Regions from separate parts of the Homo sapiens genome. Here region 1 is linked to region 2. Evidence: chromatin loops called from intact Hi-C (ENCODE). Cell type or tissue: IMR-90. All regions are shown on one strand. Links, peaks and the distances in the headings refer to the core of each region. The heading gives the core; the rest is flanking DNA. Region 1 overlaps CPB1 (carboxypeptidase B1). Region 2 overlaps AGTR1 (angiotensin II receptor type 1).

Region 1 (11,058 bases), core at 1-8,000, 130 kb after region 2:
TGCAGTTAAGGATTATTTTGATGTTTCTCTTATCACAAATATTCACCCATAGGGATGGCTAAACTCAGAACTTTCAGTTAGAAACAAAGTTCTACAGAAAATTTTCTTTAAATTGTTTTATACCTTATAGTTGGTTTGGAGCTTTTGTTTTCTTATGCTGTAATAATGGGTCACTGGAAGATTAGAAGAGGCAGCCCCCTGTCATGATGCTGGCTGTGTACAAGAGATTGGAACAAGGGCTATGTGCACAGTCACGAAAGGGGAGTTTCTTTATCATATATTCGATGGGAATGCAGGTCAGTGGAAAAGAATATCCTCTCCTTATTCATCTCACCAGGTCCTTGGAACTCAATGCCTGGAGAAACATTACACTAAGCTTTTACTTTGTCTCTTGGGCTACGAGCTAGATGTGACATTTTAGACTCTCTCTGTCTTTTGCTCTAGGACCAAGGCCTCATTTTGAGGAAACAGATGACAAAAGAGAACATGCATAAGATGTGAAAATTCATAGCTAAGGATTAATAAAGGCTGACCATGTTTGGCCTTGACTGAAAGCAAAGTTTTCTCTCAGGCTGGTTTATATTTAGCTTCCTTCTGTTCTTTACAATTGGTAAAACCAGCTCCAGCAACACTTCTTTTGAAGTATTCCAAGGCCACAAGGAGAAGTGAAAAAGAGCAGAGGATTTAAAGAAAGAAGAACCTAGCTCAAGTCAGCCACTTATGGGGCTGTGTGCCCTTGAGCAAGTTCTTTTATCCTCTGTGAGTGTTAGTTCTTTTATCTGTAAAATGGGGATAAAAATATCTAGCTCTTATCAAGAGCTCTTTGTAAAGCTTAAGTTTTTATGTAAATGTTAGTTCTGATTTTGAATCCACTGAGAAACAATGTAAGATGTCCCTCAAAAGGCAAGTTTTATAGAAATCATCACTAATTGGAGTTTCAAGATATGGACCGAGTTCTCTGCTGTGTCGTTGCTTCTTGGTTCTTCCATCATCTGCCCTCATCTCTTTTTACAGAAACATGAAGGGAAAAGAGTTACCACTCTAAATTGTAGCAAATGCAAGAATTACCTTTCTCTCTACCATTCTTAGCAGGGGTCAGTCATCTGGGTTGATTGGAACATTCCCACTGAGCTTGCTGCCCCAGGTGGAATTCCATTCTGCTAGAAAATTCTGTGTTGGTGAAATATGGACAGATAATGTTGAGAAGATAAATGAGTAACATTTGTGAAATTATTTGAACTCTTCTAAAGAAAAGACCCACACTGATTCCAGGGATTTTTGTTAAGATAATTGGAATTTAAAATATGATATTTTACTTGATTAATGTCTGTTCTGACTTTTTTTGTCTTTTGGCCTTGGAGGGGCTAAGAGAAAGGATTCATAGACTTTTTTTTTTAATTAATAGAAATAAGTAAAATGCACAGAAGATGTCAATGTCTAAATGTGGCATCCTATCAACCATCAATAAATGGTACCACTGCCCTCCCCCAGAAGCATCCCCAATCTCCACTCAGGTGGGTTCAGCCTCTGCAAAGCTCAGCACTCTGTACCTCCACCCAAATCTTGATTATTCATAATGCCCCTAAGCCAGAGTGTTAGACTCAGTCAACTAATCATGTGCTAGGTGCTGTGCAATCTGCTGAGGATACAAAATGAATAGCCAACAATTCCTTCCTTCAAGGAGCTCACCTGGTGAGGAAATAGATGCAAAAACAACTGATTATAGCATACAGTGAACCCTGATAAAAGTGTGGGCCCCCAAAAAGGAGAGGGGCTCAATGCTTCCTAAGAGAGTAGAGGCAGCTTCACAAAGAAGATAACACTAAAACTGAATCTGGAAAAACAATAGCAATTATCCATATTAGTAAAGAGAGAAAGAGGATTCCAGTGAAGAGAAAAGGGTACCCACAGTCATGGAGGTCAGGAGAAGCAGGAAAGGGTGTACAGGGAAGTAATTCAGGAAAATCTACCTCAGAAGGAACACGGGAATGCACAACAAATAATGTAGCCTGAGAGACAAGGCCGGACCTGGTTTGCAACAACTGTTTTTGCCAAAAGAGGTTTGACATGATAGAGCCATCGAAGACGTGGTGATGAGGTGATCTTCAGAAGATGAGAGATGAGGTGGATATCAAAATGAGAGAGCAACTGAGGACAAGAGCTGAGAACTTAGGCATAAACTAAATGTTCCTCCAGTGTGCACCTGTGACAGGAATAAAATAACAACCTTTTTAAGCTCACATCAACCTCAGATATTGCTTCAGCATCAAAAAAAAAATAGAGCAACTGTTGCCAAAAGATGCCGATGACGGTGTAGAGAGAACTTGGATGTCACTTCACATGCCCAGAGTGTGGTTTGAGGAAAGGACAACTAAACATTTTTCTGTGGCCTTAATGGAAATCATGTCTAAATTGATATAATAAGTCAAAAGAGATAACAGATCACAAGTAGCCCCCTTTGGTTTTGTCTGAAAACTGTATTACTACATTGCACCAGTAAATATATTGAGAGACTTGAAAGACAATCAATCAACACACGAGTCCAATAGATAATGACAATGACTATTAAATCTTCTCTAGTCTTCGTAACTTTATATGTTTGGAACTAATATTGAAGAATCATATTTCTACTAACTAAAAATAATAATTCAAGGCTTAAGGAAAAATTGAAGTAAAGCCTGAAGAAGGCAACCAGGGAAGGAATAAGAATTCTTTAAGATCAGAGGTTCTGCCTTTCAGATAAATAACTAACTGGAGATTTCCTTTGATAAATGGCAAGATAAAGAAATTGTAGAATGGTAGAAAATATCATGTTTACCTACAAAAAGAACTATTGCCTCACCATGTTTCACATCTCTAGAAGATGGTTTTAAATCTATTATGAGCATTATGTAATGTTTAACTGGTTCTGGTTTCAATTGGCAGTGGAACCTAAGGGTTTAAACAAAGGGTTAAAAAAATCTAAATCTAGTGTCTTCGTTACAATAAGATTAAACAAGAGGAGCAATATATTTAGGCCACAACAGTAAAGATTTCATGCAGTTAGAGAAAGCATGTCTTAGTTTATCAGTTTAGAAATAGGAAAATGGAACCCTAAAATTTGCAAGTACCGACCCAAAACTCTGAGAATAATGTTAGTTCCAGGAAGCTGATTGCATCATTTCAGTGGACCAGAACAGAAAATAATGAGTTACATTTAATAACTCTTTTTAAGTTTTCTAATTTACCACCTGGCTGATAAAGTATTAATGCTATAGGAATTGGAATCCTTGAAGTCTTACGGCCACGCCCTCATCAGTTTGACATAAGATTCTACTAAACTAGTTTCAACATTAGAATAAGGAAAGGAAAATTCCTACTTTGTAAAAATCATATTATTCTGATTTCATCACCAACCTCACAGTTTTCCAGGCATATGTAGAAGAAGTAATTATAATGCCAAAGTATGAAATATAGCCGGTTTCATAACCGGAATGAATTATGGCTAATTCTCCTGCAGTAAATAATTTGTTTTTCAAATCTGTATTCCCCAGACAGCTGAGCCAGGCCTTGCTTCTCAAGTGTTTTATTTAAATAGGCAGTATGTCAGTGGAGTTTTACCACAGAGTTTCTGAGCGCAGAGAGCCTTTCCCTAGGAGTGGGGTGCAGGGAACTGGAGGGCAATGGTTCTTATGAGAAGGTGATGATGCTTCTAAGAAAAAAGATTACACGTAAGTTAATACCTAACAATTTTTTTTAATTCTGAAATTCAAATGTTCTGCATTTTGAAATAGAATGAATATTCTCTAACTTTTTAGTCTAAAAAATTTCCAAGCTGGAGCTACCACTCATCCTTGGAACTGCCAATTCCTAAGCATTTTCATGCTGGCACTGAATGTTGCATTGACTAGCCATTCCTATGTGCAGTTTCTAATGCTCCTGCCCTAACTCACACAACCCTATTGTAACTTAATCTGGCTTTATAAACTGCCACATTGCCAAGTGTTTTTTTTTTTTTTTTTTTTTTGCTTTGTTTTCTTTGCGTTTTTGCATGCGTGTGTTTTGGTTTGTTTGCCTGCAAACAGGTAAACAACTTCTTTGCACAACCATAAAGACTTCCTTGTCTCCTGCTTTTCTGTTACAAACTCTTACAAGACAAGATAAATAGAGGCTCAGAGTGAATGCTTGGGGAGGGTATTAGGGAAGACATTCTTGCACAAGAATTACTTGGATCATATCACTAGGTTAAGTAGAAAAATGAAAATGGGTCCTGAATAAGCATATAATACGATCCAAATTGTTACTTACATGCTTTGAATGCCTTAAAAATAATGTACAGGGCATTTGTTTGGCAGTGTGCTTTTATTTATTTCCTTACTTATTCCTGTTTCTTTTGCAGAATGCCCTGGCTAAAGCTACTGTGAAAGAACTTGCCTCACTGCACGGCACCAAGTACACATATGGCCCGGGAGCTACAACAATCTGTGAGTCTTGGCTTCAGAACTGTGCAAAGAACCATGTGCCTAAAAAGCCAACGAAAGGTTCCTGGGGCCTTTCTTTTCTGATAGTTTAAAGCATGTGGCTTTTGCCTCACAGCAAATTTTTCTAAAATATGTAATCAGTTTTCTGTTCAAAAAAAAAAAAAGGAGGGAAAGCCTGGACAACATAGCAAACTTTTCTCTAAAAAAAATTAAAAAATTAGCTGGTCATGCACACCTGTAATCCCAGCTACTCAGGAGGCTGAAGCGGGAGAGTCACTTGAGCCCAGGAGTTCTAGGTTACAGTGAGCTATAATTGCACCATTGCACTCCAGCCCGGGTGACAGAGCAGGACCCTATCTCAAAATAAAAAGGGAGGAGGAGAAAAATATCCTTTTCAACCCACAGAGACATTTCCTCCCTGTAAGCATCTACTGAGCACTTACTATGTGCCAGGGCCTTACTAGGCACTAAGAGAACAAGAAAGTAAGAATAGAGAGAAGAAAAGATGAAAAGAGAAAAGGAAGGAGGGAGATCAGGGCAATCTTTAAAGAACTAGCAGTAGGGAAGCAGCAAAAATAAGCAGTCTTTTGTGATACAGGTGCTAAGTGCTGTGACATTAGGATGCACAAGGAAAGAACACACCCAAAGACCAACCAACCCCACAGTATCAGAATTAACTTCCCAAGATGATGACACAAAAGTTTTATCTGAAAGGATTGTTGCTGGAGGAAAATATAAGACAGAGTGTTTTCAGCCGGGTGCAGTGGCTCATGCCTATAATCCCAGCACTTTGGGAGGCCGAGGCAGGCAGATCCCGAGATCAGGAGCTCGAGACCAGCCTGCCCAACATGGTGAAACCCCACCTCTACTAAAAATACAAAAAATTAGCCAGGCGTGGTGGCGGGCACCTGTAATCCCAGCTGCTCGGGAGGCTGAGGCAGGAGAATCGTTTGAACCTGGGAGGCGGAGGTTGCAGTGATCTGAGATCCTGCCACTGCACTCTAGCCTGGGCGACGAGAGCAAAACTCCATCTCAAAAAAAAAAAGACAGAGTGTTTTTTTGGCTAAACAGACGACAAACAAGTACCAGGGCTACCTGAGGCACAAGTCACCTTCAAGAGGTAGACACCAGTCCCTCTAATTAGACACTCAGTGTATGCAAGCAAGTGGCTAGAGTGGTAGGGGCTAGACCCAAGAGCTGTGGGTGCTGCAGCTTAGATTTATCTGGAAGGCACATTCCACAGGCCTCATTTTCAATTTCTACGTATATCTTCCTTTGCCTTCAAATGGTTTCTTTCTGCCTGAGGTTGGAAAGAAATTGAAACACACACATGACAAAAGACCCAGTCTCATCATCAAGTGGCCTCCAGTGCAGTTGGAGAGGCTCCAGTCCTGAGTTGTTGGGATTTATTTTAAGCCTTTATGCAAAATACAATTTTCTTTATTTTTATTATTTTTAAAAAACTGCTCTGAATCATATGAGGCATACTGTTTTCTTAAGGGGTTTCTAGCAGAGATAGCCCACCTATTTATATATGGTGAACTTGGTGCATGTTTTATTCAGTTCAACTAGGCTTCTTTTTCCATTACACTGTAAGACTTTGGAGGGCAGAGCCAACATCTCTCCTTTGTTCTGGCATCTTCAGAGTTGAGCCCATAGCCTGCTGTTCAGTGGGGGCTATACAATTGTTGATTGAAAAAACAGATGAGTGAATAAATGAACAAATGAATTAATTAGTACATATTCTATGTGTTAGTGACAACATGATTGTTATTGAATAAATTAATAACATATACCTTATCTACACCAGGCCCTATGCTAGATAAACACTAAAAATATGAAAATGAAGGCATAGCCCTGCCCTCAGCTTCTTCAATCTTATCGTTTGGCACAGTTTCAGCCGGGTTTAGAGTTTTCTCCTCTTGCCAATCATCATACGGCTTTCCTTATTTTCCTGAGAGATACACATCCTTTCACATATAAAGTGTAGTTTACCATAGCATACAAGCACACTGGGAATTTTGCATTACAGATTACGTACTTTCTGAAGTATTAAACACATCATTTCTACAAAGTGAAGTGGTGATACGTTTAATAAGGTTGGAGTAATTTTTTAAAACAGCCCCCATAACATTTATGATCCAGTTTACTAGAAAATTGGCCTACTCAAAATATTTTGCACAGTGAAACATTTGTAATGAAAAAAGAAACTGGCAATTTTTTAAAGCTCCTTCCTAGATTTAAAGTTTTTTTTCACTGCTGTTTGCACATTTCAGATCCTGCTGCTGGGGGCTCTGACGACTGGGCTTATGACCAAGGAATCAGATATTCCTTCACCTTTGAACTTCGAGATACAGGCAGATATGGCTTTCTCCTTCCAGAATCCCAGATCCGGGCTACCTGCGAGGAGACCTTCCTGGCAATCAAGTATGTTGCCAGCTACGTCCTGGAACACCTGTACTAGTTGAGAAAGCTGATGGCCTTGTTTCAAAATTCTCATTTTTCATTTCTTTTCTTTCTTGAATTCTTATTTTGGTTTGCCTGGATGTTTTGCAGATCCCAATCTTTCTTTTAAGCTTCTGGGTCTATTAAACTAGGTAGATCTTTTCGTATTGATCATAATAAAAGTGAATCATTACTATTGGAAAACTTGACATATGGTCTACTTCTTTGGGGAAACACTGATGTGAATGAATGACTAAGCAAGCCGTGCACAGTGAGGATCCGGTCAGCTGTATAGGAGTTAACATCCTGGGGTGCTGGCTGAGACCATCAGGGTGTAGATGCACTGATTATAGTGGGAGGCTTGTGAGCTAAGAAGAAATGTAAAGGGAAATTTAGGACTGTTAAACCTGGCATACATGAAAAGACACCATCTTTCTTGGTCTAGCTTTCATCTCAGCTCATTAAAGTTATTTTATCGGCTGTCTACTACATGCCATGCACTTTGCTAAGCAATTGAAGATGGAACAATGAAAAAGAAAGATAACATTTCTGCCCTTAATGGGTGTATAGGCCCTTTGGAAAGACAGACATTACACAAATAATTAACTCATTAATTAACAATTTATTAATTAGTAATCTAATTTACATTAATCAAATAAGTGCTGGATGAACTACACAAAAAGAACATACAAAAAGTCTACCTGCTTGATGTACGGGAGAAGCCTCCCTCAGAAACTGCTGTAACCTGAGAAATAAGTCACAGTTAGCTAGACAAAGGGAGCACCGCTTCCAGGCCTGTGGCTATCCCAAAAGTATAAGAAGAAAGCCAGTGAGGGTGAAATTTGGAGAGCTGAGGAAAGAGGAGCATGTGTACAGGCTGGGGAGGGTGGTAGGAACCATGTCAGGCAGAGCTTAGAGGTCACGTTAAGGACTGGGGACACTGGTCTAAGAACAATGAAAATCCATTGAAGATATTAAGTCATCAATGACATGGTTACAGTGTTTTTGGAACACCAACTAGGCTAGGGTGTGGAAAGCAGATCAGAAGTGAGACAAGAGGATACCAGGGACCCTGACTGGACCACTTGGACCAATGAAAGTGGCAAAAATCACTCCAGAACTTGATGTTTTCCGGGATTGGAATTGGACATGCTGTGTTGGGAAGTATTGTGCCAAGTTCAAATTTTAAAATAGAATGAGATGTATTAAAGTTACGATTTGGGGGCATCTCTTACTTAAAAATGATAGACTATTAACTCATTACTTTCTATAGACTTTCTGTAGTCTACTTTCATAGACTCTTAACTTATTACTTTCTATATGGCTTCAAGAAAAATGAGACTCCATATAGGGAGGGCATGATGTGCTAAAATATCTATAACAGTGTTCTATTCATAAAGAGAATCCATTGAAGTAACAACGGTTTGTGAAAGTTGTCAAGCCAAAGAATAATTAATTGCATTAATTGTCCACTAGGTGGTAGCAGTGCAGCTGCTACAATGTGTCACACACTCATCTTCAAACTCATTTAGTAATACATCATTTAAATAGACAGAGAACCATATGTGAAAAAAAAAAATCCCATTAATTTGTCAGCAACATTGGTGGTAATTTAAAAATAGATGTAATTTAGCTAAATATTCTTCCTCCTACTCTTTAAGTTATATCCACTTTGTGTATTGGAGGGCTAACATAGCCATAGTTACCTGAGTGAGGTAATCTTGCTGGAGGTGTATCATTAAACTCCTGTTCCACAGGATACTCCCTTGCTATCTCTGGCAAGTAACACCAACCCCTGACTAAGGGAAGCTGTGGCCCAAAGTATGGAAATCTTGGCAAACCACAAAGAACTCTCCTAATTCCCTAAATTGAATGCTTTAAAATAGAAATTAGGAATAATATATGTGGACTGCTTTTTTAAAATTCCAAGGAATTTTTAAGGGTAAGAACAAAGAATAGGAAAGCAAATATGCAAATATTCTTATTTGAAATCCCATGTATCTGAGATGTCCTGCACCTGAGAAATTTTTACTATGACCACTGTCTACTGAAAGTTAACAGGAAGCTGGGTAGAATTTCCACTTGCCTGGGCAAAACCAAGAAAAACAGAAAGAGAAATCTGCCTTAGTCTTCACTGTAGTAGTATCTGACCAGCTAATCAGAGACTGCTGTGAGTCCACCCAGCCTTGCCCACCTGAGAGCCCCAGGTTGGGGGGATACCTCTTCTTCTCCCTCTTTTATCCCACTCCCACCCTGAGATCCCAGAGCAGGCTCTGAGCCTTTCCTTCAGCTCCAAGCTCTCAGCTCCCAAAGCAACAGTGAACCAACAGCACAAGAGTAGCCCCTGAATCTTTCTTTCTCAAGTGGTGTGGGTAGAAAATAGCAAGACTGATTTTCTCATCTGGATTATGGAATTCCTACATACCTAGAATCATATGCCATTTGTTCATCTTATTCTGCAAGCTGACCTATATGAATTGGTCAAAGAGAGAATTTCTAGAAGGAAAAGAAGGCAGACCATAGCAAGTTAACATGTTAATTTGGGGGCAAAAAGGGTTCTGCTGAGTGATAATGATTAAAAATATATAGAGAAAAGCATAGCTAAACTATATGGTGATATTTTAAATCATGGCTAGACGTGCACTACTACAAATACCATAGAAAGTGCAGAGCTCAAGAAAGATGGAAAATTATGGCTGCATGAAGTATTCACCTCTAAGTCACTTTTTAAAGAGGTTGATTTAATCTGTGAAACATCACAGTCTTACATAGTCAATCCTAAAATGATACGGGGTTTGACAATTATTCATCCTACCCACACATATGCCAAGACCTTTTATAAATCTTGATGCAGTAATATAAGGCAGCACTGATCTATGCTTGCCAAGAAATAGCGCTTGTTCTGAGAAAAAGCTCTAGAACATTATTGAAATCCATCTATTGTATTTTTCTTCAGAGGCTAAATAGATTGGAGAGGCAGTGGGAGTCTCAAACACATCACATGTTTATATCATATTCCAGAAAGAAGAAATTGCCAATATGTAATCTATTAAGAAGCCAAAGATGTACTTTTATTTATTAACAAAGTCTTATCCTGAGAAATACCAAAGTCCTCAAAGCACTCACCTAGATTCCCCAAATAAAATAAAAGTGTTCTTCCTACTTGACCTGAAAAACAGACATAGAAGCTTTCTCCACACAATTTTAAAACCAGTCACAGAGGAAACAGCTTCAAGAAAATATAACAGAATTCTAAAATTAAGAGGATTTCTATTTTTCCTCTTTCACCTTTCCTGTATTTTCCAGAATCATTTTCAATGGGCATTTATAATTTTTAGAATCAGAAAATAAAACTCTAAAAAGCAAAGCTATAACATTAAAAAAAATTATTGAAGTAGTCCACATGAAAACAAATACAGAGACATATTTTATCCCTAAAGGTCACGGCCACCACTTTAATCTACCACATGATCTATTTTGATACCGGTTCTGCAGGCTGGCAGTGGCCCACTGGAAGTCTCTGTTGACAGCACATGAACATTTTATCAACTGTCTAGAGAGCATGGACGTGTTTTTTAGCACCTACCACGAAGTCCCTAACATATCCTGTCTCACTAAGCCTCACAGCCACTTGTTAGAGTCACATTAGCATTCCCATTTTACAAATGAGGAAACCAAGGCCCAGAATAACTAGGCAGCCTGCTCAAGGGGATGTAGCTAGCGTGTGGGAGCCACATTGAAGTGATGTCTGTCGAAACCCAAAGTCAAGGTCTTTCTTTTTCACTGTTCCCTGGTCAAAAGTATCTTTAGTCAAAAGCAATGGAGCAAGCATTTGCTTTGGGAGTTCTCAGTGCTGGTGAGCTTGCCCAGTGTCAAGAACATGAAGGCATTTGTAAAACCCTCCTCTTCCTTACCTGCAAGGCTGGAGCCGGAAAATCCATTTGGGGAAATAAAAAAAAGTCCCGAGTTCTACCACACACCCATCAGATAGAGAAGAATGGAATTACTGCTGCTGTATATATAACAGGGGCGTGTCTCCAACCACACTATTTTGATAGTACATAAGCGTGACTCTGAGAAGTTTTATCTACAGTCAGCTATACGTTTGTCAATGTGAAGAGGTGGTTTTCAAAAAGGAAATTCTAATAAGTTA
Region 2 (12,461 bases), core at 3,367-11,366:
ACCACTTGAAGCTATTGGGTTAGAGGTAGCTACAATTAAATATCTGATTAGCCATATTGGGAGAGTGGGTGAAAACAGGTTTTGTGCATGTGGTAGATGTGTAGGAAGCTAAGGACCCAAAAAACAACCACATCATAAAATCAAGCAGAAACACACACACACCACACACACACACAGAGGCTCAAAGCATAAGTGTCAACAGATCAGAAGAAAACATGGGAGAATGTATTTTTTCATACCAAATTATTAAAATTCCATCATCTAAATAACTTCCTATCATAGCATGTTGTCGACCTCATTTTTCAAATCCATAATTTTAGAACTTATGTCGTGGGGTAGTCTAAAAGCCTCTTGCAAACTTTTAACATCTAGTTTCAAATCAAAAATAATATATTAACAAGCTGTAGCATAGAGGGAGTACATAAATTATCATCATTGCCCTGCATGAATAGTAATTCACAGGTTTGGCTCACACACAACTTAGATGAAATAATTAACTATGTACAGTACTTAACAGTATAAAAGTAATTAATCTAGCTGCCTCGTACCGGTTTGGCCTAAATAAACATGCAATAAAAAAGCCATAGGATTTTATTATTTTTTTACTCACGTTACTACTTTAGTGTGTTGGAATTTTAATATGTCAGAAGAAAGATATCTTTGCATTAAAAAATCATTTTCTTTTCAAATGTTAATGTACTGATTATAACTAAGTGAATTCCATATATTTATAATTGTGGGCAGATGTTCTCAATTAATAGTTTTATTCATTCTACTTCACAGTTTAGTGAAAAGGATTATTTTAAATTAAGGTGTAAATAAGAACAAATGAGATTTTTATTACTACAAATCACACAGAATTTGTTGGTGGTGCTATAATCCTGTGTAGGTATAGCTTTGGCAAAACATTTCAGATAAGCTTGTTTTTTGCCCCATGGGTTCTGGGACGAGGTGAGTTGTCTGTTTGTCCTATAAGGTTCAGAAAGGTAAAAGGGCAAGGTCATTAATTGGCTAGAGGGCAACAAAGAAGGTAGTTATCCCTGTGTGGTCAAGAAAAAGTGGCTCAGGTTATCTTGCTCGGGAGAGAAAATGTTCATTCAGCTCCAGTCCTTTTGGTAAAAGCCCACTCTCAGTGTATGAGTGTTCCTTTGCCTAATCATGTAGACTATAACATGTTTTCCCCTATATGACTCCATCGATTAATCATTGCAGTATTATCCCCACTTCATAAATGGGCAAAGAGGAGGATGAAGCCGAGTAGTTCTTCCAAAATCAAGTAGCATGTAAGATGTAGGAGCAAAACTCAAATCCAGAGACTTCTGCTTCCAGCCAAGATGGAATAACAGGGACTAGATTTACCTCCCCACCTAAAACAATTTTAAAAACTGGACATACATATGAAACAATGGTTTTCAAGAGAGTGGACATCAGATAACAAAGGGCAGTGATCCCTGGAGGATAGGAAACAAATGACCTGGGATTGTCCCAGCCCACTGCCTGGAGGGAGTTTGCAGGCATGATACAGGGATGGTACACCCAGGCAGAACTCGAGGTCCTCTCTGAGTTAAGGACACAGAGCTGGGAGTCCAGAGAGGCCAAGGAGGCTAGAGTTCAGAGTACCAGAGAGTTGAGAGCTGCACAGAGAACCCAGAGATCTGCAAATGGTACCCCTTGTGCTTCAGTGCATGTGGGCAAATAATCACCCAAACGTATTAGAGAGAACAAGCCCCAGAGGTCATCAAGAGCTAGAAAATAGTTGCTATTTCCACCAGCCACAGTGGAAAGTCTCATAATTCATGGAGCATCAGGTAGCATACTCAGTAGGTTCTTGCCTCAGGAATGGGAAAAATTTAGCCCTAGACTAATTGCTGCTCTGGTACCACCTAAGAAACCGTAAAAGTCAGACTCAAAAGAATTAAATTATTTGCAAGTAACTCAACTGCTTTTCAGAAAACAACTGGAGAAATTTTGTAGGAATACAAAAGCATCCAATATCCAACAAAGTAAAATTCACAATGTTTAGCATCCATTATAAAATCACCAGGCATGCGAAGAAGCTGGAAAGTACAACCCATAAAAAGAAAAAAATGAATAGAAACAGACCCAGTCAGTAATGACACAGATGATAGGATTATTACACTATTACATTAAATGGTTATTATGACTATTTCATATGTTCAAAATGCTTGATGGAAGTTTGAACATATTAAATGAAGACATGGGAGATATAAAAAAGACTGAAATTGAACTTCTAGAGATGAAAACTACAATGTCTGAGATGAAAACTTAAACTGAGACTTCAGATGCTAAGACTACATTTGTTTCACATCCCCACAACATTCTTCCCTGGACGCTGAGTTTCCTCCCAGCAGCTGAATACTTCATGCTTCATCCTTTCTTAATGCTGAACTCTCAGAAAAAGTCCTTCATTCTAAGAAGAGGCGGGAGGGTGCCACTCTGTAGCCCCTTTCTCATCTCACTCTGGTCCCTGCTGGCCTGGAACAGATTCCACTCCCTTCATGCACTGATACTCCACTCTAGACTGAGCCTCTTCATGAGGTAGCCATCAAGCCATCCGCAGTCATCAACATGGCACCTTCTGAGTCAGTTACAAGAGTTTGCATCATCAGACCACCATTTTCCGTCTCTGTTTTCTGACTTACCCCAAAACTCTAGTTAAAACTCATGAAATATTATCTCTTCACATGAAATACAATTAATATGGAAGTCAGCATTTTTGCATCTCCCAACGCTTCACATCCAAGGAGCTGTGTATGAAATCATGAACTATGTTCTTCCAGCCAACCAAGCAATTAACCAAAGTATACATGTCCATGTTGTCCTTGTACAGAGTTTGAAATATGCTCATGAGAATTAAACTATTTTTCAGTAAATCTGAAAAATCAACTTGCTTGTCCAGGAAGTTTTATTAGGGATAGAATCCCAAACAATGAATGTGCTAGCCAAGTGTTACTATTAATCAGAAATACTCCATATTCATCCAGGATTAATCCTGTGTAACTCCCTCAGTCAGTGTAGCAATGTGTTCTCTTCCTGCACTTTTTTTATGTGTGTGTATTCCCAAATCTGCAGTGAATGTATTTAGGAAATACATTAGTATCAAAAGGACAAATGTAGCCTTAAAACATAAATGTACAGATAATTTCCTATTTGTAGCAAAGTTCACTTCAGAAACACTTGATAAGAACTATTCAAAAATAAATATTTTCAGTATTTATTTAAAATATTTTAAAATGTAAACTCCTCACCAGTCATCTAGCCAGGGCCACTGAGTGTGGCTCTATGAAATAGCTTCAGTCCCTTTCACTACTGATGACCTTTTGAACACAAGATAATATTTGTCGAGTAAATGTCAAAATAGTATAAGAATACCCAAATCATGGATTCTATGCTGTATTCACTCACATAGAGACTTCACTTTGGAGCACTTCAGAGCAGCAACAGCTCTAAGAGATGTAACAGTATGCTTTCCAGGATAGAAGAACGAAAAGGGAAAAATAAGTTGCTAGCAAGAACAATGAGGGGTAGGGGTGAAGTTCAGGCTGCCATTCTGAAAGCTTCCTCAGACTGAGTCAGGCACATCTCACGAAGTGCAGACTATGCAAGCTGGCTGTGTGAGATCAAGGGTAGACAGTTGACTCATCCTGTCACATCTCTGTGTTTTACCGTAACCTCCAACTATTCAGCCATGAATCGCTGCATGTGGAATGGAAGGGGGAATGTCTAACAAACAGAGACATACTTCAAGTCTTCAGTCTAGTTAAAACATTGGAATGAGGGTCTGCAACATCTTTCTGGGGCTTGGAGTCTCGTCTCAGTTCTAAAATGAGATGGTTGGCCTGGATCCTAAGTTTCAAATTGGCAGCCTTTTTAACTAAATCTAATCTAGAAGAGTTCTGTTAGGTTCCACAGTGTTGGGTTTTAAAATATATATATATATTAGTTGAAAACATTTTAAAATAGGATCTTTCACATGAAATTTGAAATTTTAAGTTTATATTTTAAAGTTAGCTGTTTTCCCCCACCTCATTACAATTGGCACAGTTGACTATAGCTGAGAAGTGACCCCGTGGCCCCCCTCCAAGAAAGGGGGAGGGCCCTCCATTCACCACCATGTCCACTTCACCTATTTCTCCCAGCCTATATATGTATTTGAATATGTGAACCCTGGAATGCATAATGTCTAGGGACCATAACAACAATAGAATGCTATGAATCTCTGACTTACAAGGACTCTCTTATGAATCTCTGACTTACAAGGACTCTCTTATGAATCTCTGACTTACAAGGAAAACAAAAGACTGTAGAGAATAGTAGTTCAACCACATTTTAGGTTAAAATAGACTTTACTTGGATAACCTGACAACCAAAACATCTTTGATAATATAGTAATTGTGTATGTTTACCAGACAAAGGGTATACATGTATATTCTTGTATTTCTCTTAAGAAGAAAATCAATAAATTTGACCCATGAATTTCTTTCTATAGCAGACATTTTTGTGACTTCCTGACTCACAGGAGATACAGCTACCCTCCAAACCTAAATCAAAAGTCCGTAAGTTGCAGAATGACTTTTTATGTAAAGAGAACATACTAGTTTCTGATAAGATATAAAGAAACCATGTAATTTATCTAGGGAATGACTCTAAGCTGATCATTGACTTATTTACACAACTATAGCTACTGGAATAGACTGATTCCAAAAATATATTTTCTCTGAATTAGAATCTTTTTCATATCAAAATATCCAAAATTATTAGCATATTATGTTATTCTCACAAAGTCCTAATGAACTTCACAAATCTGCCTGCTCTATTCTGAGTACAAAAAATATTTAGCCTAATTTGTTTTTCCATTATTTTATATAGTAATAAAGTAATACCAAAAATGTTATTGCCAGAAACAATACAGTGTTGTATAATTATTAGAAAGTGAACTCATGAAATTCTATTAAAAAACAACAATTACCACATGTTAAGTCAGATAATTCACAGAAGAGACTTATATGAATACTAGGGGAGCTGTAGGCAACAAAATTTTTCTCTGAATCCTGCATTTTGAAGGAAGTTTCTGTCATTTAATTAGTTGAGGTTTGATTCACCAACCAAAGGTCTATAGTGTGATATATTTTCTTCCTCCAACATAAAGTTAACTTAAAGTCATTTGTACTTTATGTGTTTATTCTTTCACTTCTTCCCCAAAAGTAATTCTTTAAATTGCTTTATGGGATTAATAACAAATTATATCATTATATATTTTTGTATTATTAGGGCTTCTAACTTCATTATAATCAATTTATTGGCCATATATAATAATGCAACAAATTACATCTGTAAAGTAAAATTTTATGACGCAATTTACTTAGTATATGTATAAGTCTCATTCTGCTGCCCAGGCTGGAGTGCAGTGGCGCGATCTTGGCTCACTGCAACCTTCGCCTCCTCCTGGGTTCAAGCGATTCTCCTGCCTCAGACTCCCAAGTAGCTGGGATTACAGGCATCCGCCACCATGCCCAGCTAATTTTTGTATTTTTATTAGAGACGGGGTTTCACCATGTTGGCCAGGCTGGTCTCAAACTCTTGACCTCAAATGATCCACCCGCCTCAGCCTCCCAAAGTGCTGGGATTACATGCATGAGCCACCACACCCGGCCGGAGACAGGTTCTCCCTGACCTGTGAGACTGCAAAGGTGGTGTTTCCTATGAGTCCAGCCAGATAATAGACTCTGCTAACATTAATTAAATTAATATTCCTTTTTAAGATTCTAGGTGCTGAATATATATCTCTTGGTCTATAAATTAGCTTCGCACTTCAGCTATTTAGCAAACTTGTTTTTTATTGTATCTAGTGTATTCATACTGAATGGGTATAATATACTGTCTTTTGAAAAAGTTATTTTGTACACATAATCTTAAAACACTCTTCCAAGGGCAAGGTAGAGGCTTCATAATATTATTTCCATTTGTCAGATCAATGAAGGTTTAATGATTTGTCCAAGATCTCAATTTCTAGAGAAGCGAAGAAGAATCCCCCAATTCTAGTTCTAAGTTTCTTTTTTCCCTTGCTAAATCCTGCAGTCTACTGATTTTTTTTTTTTTAGACGGAGTCTCGCTCTGTTGCCCAGGCTGGAGTGCAATGGCATGATCTCAGCTCACTGCAACTTCCACCTCCTGGGTTCAAGTGATTCTCCTACATCAGCCTCCCGAGTAGATGGGATTACAGGTGCATGCCACCATGCCTGGCTAATTTTTGTATTTTTAGTAGAGACGGGGTTTCACCATGCTGGCCAGGCTGGTCTCGAGCTCCTGACCTTGTGATCCGCCCACCTTGGCCTCCCAAAGTGCTGGGATTACAGGCGTGAGCCAACATGCCTGGCCTGCAGTCAACTGATTTATGTTCATCACCTTCTTAAGTTAAATTGCTCTTTTACTCATTGCCTTTGGTTTTGTGTGTTAAGATTCAGCATCAGCATTCATGATATCTTTTCACTCTTAATTCTGAGTGTTTCCGTCCGTTTTTTTAATTTTTGTACTTTATGGGCTTTTTCTTCATTTACCCCCAATTATGCGGGAAAGGCTGTGTGCCTCTTTTGAAAGCTCTGATGTTCTCAATGAAGAGACCTTTTAAATGACCTTGTTTGTCCCCCACCGAGTTGCATATCACAACTTCAAATGTCTCACTAAAATGTTACCCATTTGGCATCAGTATACAGAAAAGGCTGCACTCTGAGATAAGAAAGAACAGTGGTGTTTTCATAGTAAGAGAATAGAGTTCTTAATGGGAAAGGGGAGAGTATAATTTCCACTGATTTAGCTGGTCTTTCAAACTTTATGATGCTTTTCTCCTTGAACTAGCCTATAAGAAATTTGTAGGGAAAATACCACAGGAATCAAATTTTGGGCATAGATGTCTATTAATATTGCTCCTTACAAAGCTTTTTCCCAGAATTGTTTCTCCTTGCCTACAAAAACTACTCCATGCCTTTATTAGTCAGAAAAGCAGTTTTGTAGAGAAGGCAAGTAACAGAGAATCAAGCTAAGTAAGTGAAACTCTGTAATTGTCAAACTTCCAGAAAGTAACATTTGTAACTAAGTATGGTATCTTTGTCCTCTCTCTTTCTCTCTTCTCTCCACTTGGTTTCTAATGAAAGCCTTGATTACATGTTATATTTAATGTACTGTTCCACAAAGAAGAAAAGGCCTAATGTGAATGCAAGCTGAATTTACACTTAAATATTGCAGTCAGTTCAGACCGGAAGGATACAGATCGATGCCCTCTGATCCTGTCAGATTCCCCGAAGTGTCTATGGCAGTGATACCACAAGAGGGCAGGGTTTGACTTCCGGACTAGGTGGCTTCCTCCCTTCAGTGCAGACCTTGGGGCCACGACAACAGCCATCAATCTCTTGAAACCCTAATGATGAATCTGAGCTCAAATTCCCTCTTCAGCCTTATCTGTGCAGAATCCTGAAGTTATGAAAAATGCTTACAGAAGGTAATTTCTAGAATGATCTAACACAGCAGATATTTAGTAAACTCCCTGTTTGAGAGCTCCTACTAAGCACCCAACACAGCTTTAGACTTTGGTCACCCAATAGGATTTTATCTTTTGTGAGGGATCTGTAGTTTTCCCCGGAAGATATAATGCATGAAATAAAAGCCTCCAATAAAATTCAGTATACAGTTAATTTATTTCATAAAAGGTGAGAGATATAAATTATCAAAGGTTAAAACAAAAAGTAGGAACCAGAGCAGGGTTTTTCAGTAGCAACTCTATTGACATTTTGGATTAGATAATTTTTTGGTGTGGGAGACTGTCCCACGCATTGTAAAATGGTTAGCAGTATCACTTGTCTGCCTGCTAGATGCTAGTAATACCCCCCACACCTCCCTCTCCCACATTGGGAAAATCAAAAATGTCTCGAGACATTGCCAAATATCCCTGGAGTACAAAATCAGTCTAATTGAGAGGCACTAGACTGGAGTATAAAGAGATGACCATGCCAAAAAGTAAAAATAATAATAATAGAGCCTTGAAACATTACTTACAGAATGTCAAAAACGTAAGGACCTGCTCTCTATTCCTGTTTCTTAACCTGAGCAATGGGAATAATGATGCCTTCCCTCATAGGTCTCTTGTAGAAATGAAAGCAATTAATGCAACACTTGGCACATAGTAAGCATCCAATGAATAATAAGTGATCAGTGTTACTATTGCTAATATTAAGCCACTATTATAAGTCCTTTCTGTTAATCAGCAGAAACAAAAAGAAGTATAAAATAATGGTACATTAAATGAACTTAAACACTTGTATGTCATTTTGTGCTAAAGTTATGAAGCTGAAAAGATTGAATTGACATTTTCCCCATTGATAGAAATCATCTCAAAAATGCTCCATCTTCCTTGTGAAAGCCAAAGGCCAGCAGTTTCCACATACCCAGCATCTGATAAGTAGTTAATGATCCAGAAATAAACTGTTAGGTGCTTCAGGGAATTTCTGTGTATAGAGAAGTTCCATGTAAATATTTCTCCGAGAGGTGGATGGAGAATGATAATTCACTTTTACCCTCTGAATTTGATTTATAAGCTTCACCTATCTGGCAGGAGATAAGAACCAAAGTTAACTGAGGAGAAAAAAAATAAATGATTTCAAGTGACCATGATCTTCAGCTGGAACCAGTTGAAACTGCAAAGCAACTGGGCTGAAGAAGTTCAGCCAAAATTATTTGTTTATAAAAACTAGAGAGTGTTAGATATTTCTATCACATTGGCTTATTTGAAATTTCTGCTGGCTCAAATGAAATTGTATTCTTCTATTTCCTACTGCGGGGTTCCTTCCCTAACCACAATTGCTTTTGGATTGGAGACTTGTAACTTTGAGAACAAGAGCCTCAGCTTAGCTAGCTGGAAGAACCAGAGGAGAGTTTTAATATCTCCTGAAGAAAGAAAAGCACTAACACGGTTATTATAGTTCAGGACAAGTGGAGTCAAAGTTGACAGTTTCTGACTTGAACAGTTTTGTTGCTGGTAATAAAAGCAGAAGTCACGTGCTGAACGTGAAGGTGAGCAGAGGAGAACTTGCGATGGCAAAGTTAAAAACAAGAGGAGATGATGGTCTTGGTGTGGCACAGGATGTTAAAAAAATTCTCCTGTCCTTAAGGAGTTACTGCTATTTGAGTAATGTGCCACTTCCCTACATAGCCTTCTATGCAGAAATGCTATATTTCCACTTCACAACCCAGAACGTGCATTTTATTTTACATTTAGAGGAGGAACAAACAACCAGAAGGCAAAAACTGGTGCATTATTTTTTGCAATTCTCTTGGAAAGAGTTCGTTTTTAACTTCTGCTCAGACAGCACACAACTACTGGGAATATATTTTAATTTCAAATCTGATGTGTGACATCTGGTAACTCATTTATTGCTAATGAAGTTTTCACAGGAAGCAGCAGTCACCAGTAGCTCATCTTATTTTTCAGTTGGCAAAGTGTTGTTTACCTTTTATTGGCCTGGCATCGGTGTCTCTTATCACAGGATATTTAATTAGAAAACGCAAGTAGCCTAACATAGAAAAGAAATGGAGTGGTAGATAATAGTAGATAGAATGGTCTAAATATTTTTATTACAGTGATGTAATATCACTGTAATTTATGTTTAAAAATTATGTAATACTCAAAAGGAATTCTCAGAGCTGGCGAAACAGTCTGGTCCAAGCAGCCTCTCAGCAGTGCCTTTCAGCCTCCCCTCTCTGAGTCTTTCCACCCCTTGCTGGTACTTTAGTTTCTTCCACTTCTAGCACCACGTGTAGTTTCCCAATTTCTCTTACCCAAATTTGCTCGCAGGGAAAAAAATAAATTAAATTAGCCATTTACACCACAGTGTGAACTTAATAACACCAACAAAAGTTCCAAAGCTCTAGGGTCTCATAGCACCTCCAGATCCATGATCTCATTCGGTGTTTCCAACAATGTTTTGCACCAAACTGGACACATGCTTGCTACTTCATCATCCTCATCGTGAACATTATTATTATTATCATCATTTTCCAGATGAAGAAAATGAATCACAAGTCAACTGACAGTCCAAAGGCTCCACAGCTCAGAGGAGGTAAATCATGTGCTTAATTCAGAACTTTTGGCTCCCATCACTATGCTCTTCCCACTGTCTTAACTCTGGTTGTCACCTGAGCCATTGTGTTTCTTCTCAGGTAGATCTTAGTTCTTCCTGAGAAGGTATGAAGGTGGGTATTCCACCCTACCTGAATTATAGGAATTTCAGATATCTGTGAGCAGCTGCAAAGGGGATTTTACTAGATGACATCCTGCTGGGCACACTTTACGCCAGTCCTGAATGTGTAATAGAAATCTGCAGTTTAATGAGTAAGTTTCTCATATTCAGTTTTTGATGCTTCATAAATGTTAAATGAAAACATTTTAGCTGAGGGTACTTTTGTTGTTTGTTGGATTGGTTTTGCCTGTTCATCAGGATTATCAGCATTTAAGCCAGAGTTGCAAATTAAGTTGCCTACAGGGCAGTGCTTTTCAAATATTAGTGTGTATCAGAATTACCTGGAGGGCTCATTAAAAACAGCTTGCCGAACCCCACCCACAGAGTTTCTGATTCAGTAGGTCTGTGGTGGGGCCAGAGATTTACATCTCTAACAAATTTCTGGGTGATGCTGATGCTGTTGTTTCAGGGACCACACTTTCAGAACCATTGCTAGAGGGGCCAACTAGGGGACGTCTGTGAGTAAAAGCACCTACACTGTGCTTCCAGTACAGCAGCCAGCCCCAGTGTGATGAGCACTTGAAATGTCGCTAGTGTAACTGAGGTGTCCTGGAAGCATACATTATACCCTGGGTTTTGAAGACATGGTACAAAAAATGTAAAATATCTTAATAATTTTATATGGATTACATGTTGAAATGACAATAGTTTGGATATATTGGATTAAATATTTTATCAAAATTAATTTTACCTGTTCCTTTTTACATGTCAAATGTTTTTAATAGAAAAATTACAATTATATATGTGTCTCACTTTCTATTTCTTTTGGACAGCACTGAACTAAAGAACCAGAAAATAGAGGGGTGTATTAGTGAACTACAGAAAATTCAAGTCCCAAAAGCTGTAAATACTCTGAGGACCAAAGAAAATATATACGTTGTTCAGATTTGCCCTGAGGGGTCAGTTTGTACCCAAACATTTGCTGCCACAAGTAGTAAATGTAGAAGCAATCCAATATCTACTATTTTACTTTTCTTTCAGGGTTAATCAAGTGCCTTGTTATAATTCTTCAAACTAAAAACATTATTATAATAATGAAAAATATTTCTGCTGAACTTCCGAATAAAAAAATTTAGTAATATTTTGAAAGTCTGAGCTTTATTTAATTCATTTTACTTACCCTTGTATTATAGAACAATTATATTTTTAAAAATGCTTTTATGTCTTCCAAAGAACTTTTTATTTTTAGCAGTCCATGAAATAGAGGTGAGAACAGGTGTTGGTATTCTCATTCTAAATATCTTGTAATATTTAAAGGAAACCAAAGTGAAAGATTAAATTGCCATGTAAGATTGTGTTGCCGGTTACTGGCAGAGCAGACTCTTTGCCAGGACAGCAGTCCAGTGCTTTCTCTTCCAGGCTGTTCTGCTCTTCCTCAATTTTTACAGCATTTTTATGTTAATCAATCAATAAATAAAAAGTAAAGAACTATAATGCATACAAAACTGTGATGGAAGAAAAGGAAACTATGTGATAAAATCAAATAAATATGACCCTTATAGCTTTAGTTTTCTTAGAACAGAGGCCCTTTAACTTCAGAATGTTGAAACCTTCTCTTGAAGTTCTCTTATAATACTCTGCCCTCACCTCTGTGTTTTTATCTGGGCAATTAGACCACATTAACTAATTGCTAAACTTTAAAAAGTTGTATTTTCTTACAAAGAATCTGAGAATAGGGTTGATTTTCTATGTTATTTTAACAGTATCACATTGCGCCCCCCTCTTCACAGGACCATGTAATCTTGACTCTCTAACTTCATGGCAAGCTTTTAATTTTGATTTTCAACCATGTTCCAAACTGTACTCTTTGACTTGGTAGTGTCAATAAATAACGTAAGGGATGTCTGACAGGCTTACAGCCTTTGGCCATAAATGGAATGAAACAAAGTAGTCCAGATAGGGCTCAAACTCATAACATTGACCTCGTTAGTCTAGAACCACAACCAGCTATCCAAATGTGCCTGGGAAATATTTCTTTGAGTAATAGTTAATTTTTTAAAAGAAAGAAAAAAACCTGTGACTATGATAATCTTATGTTGAGTTTCTTTATTCATCTTGAGTAAACAGTAAATTTTTTTCACTTTGTTGTTTCAATACAAAGAGTTCTTGTGTTTAATATAGAATATTATTAAATTAGTGTGGGATTAAAAA

The links. A loop is a pair of places that touch in the nucleus more often than their neighbours do. Peaks named below come from ENCODE experiments on the same cell type or tissue, not always from the same donor. Only the 100,000 strongest peaks of a DNase experiment are listed, where the experiment ranks them.
Region 1: a loop joins it to region 2, with 3 times the contacts of the local background. A loop is called at or near these places in 12 of 110 quality-filtered maps.

Annotation. Positions count from the first base shown.
Region 1 is chr3:148,853,079-148,864,136 of GRCh38, forward strand. It overlaps CPB1 (carboxypeptidase B1), which reads left to right. Exons shown (of 11, transcript NM_001871.3): 10 at 4,379-4,463; 11 at 6,737-7,109. The coding sequence ends at 6,924. Among named protein-coding and RNA genes, the nearest start is that of CPA3, 6.7 kb to the right of the region's middle. In IMR-90, for the core only: no CTCF peak of the experiment used is centred there; no DNase peak of the experiment used is centred there; H3K27me3 peaks cover 475 bases.
Region 2 is chr3:148,720,108-148,732,568 of GRCh38, forward strand. The region is part of intron 2 of AGTR1 (angiotensin II receptor type 1); the gene reads left to right. Among named protein-coding and RNA genes, the nearest start is that of AGTR1, 28 kb to the left of the region's middle. In IMR-90, for the core only: a CTCF peak has its summit at 7,358 (motif pointing right); a DNase peak (open chromatin) is centred at 3,654; H3K27me3 peaks cover 470 bases.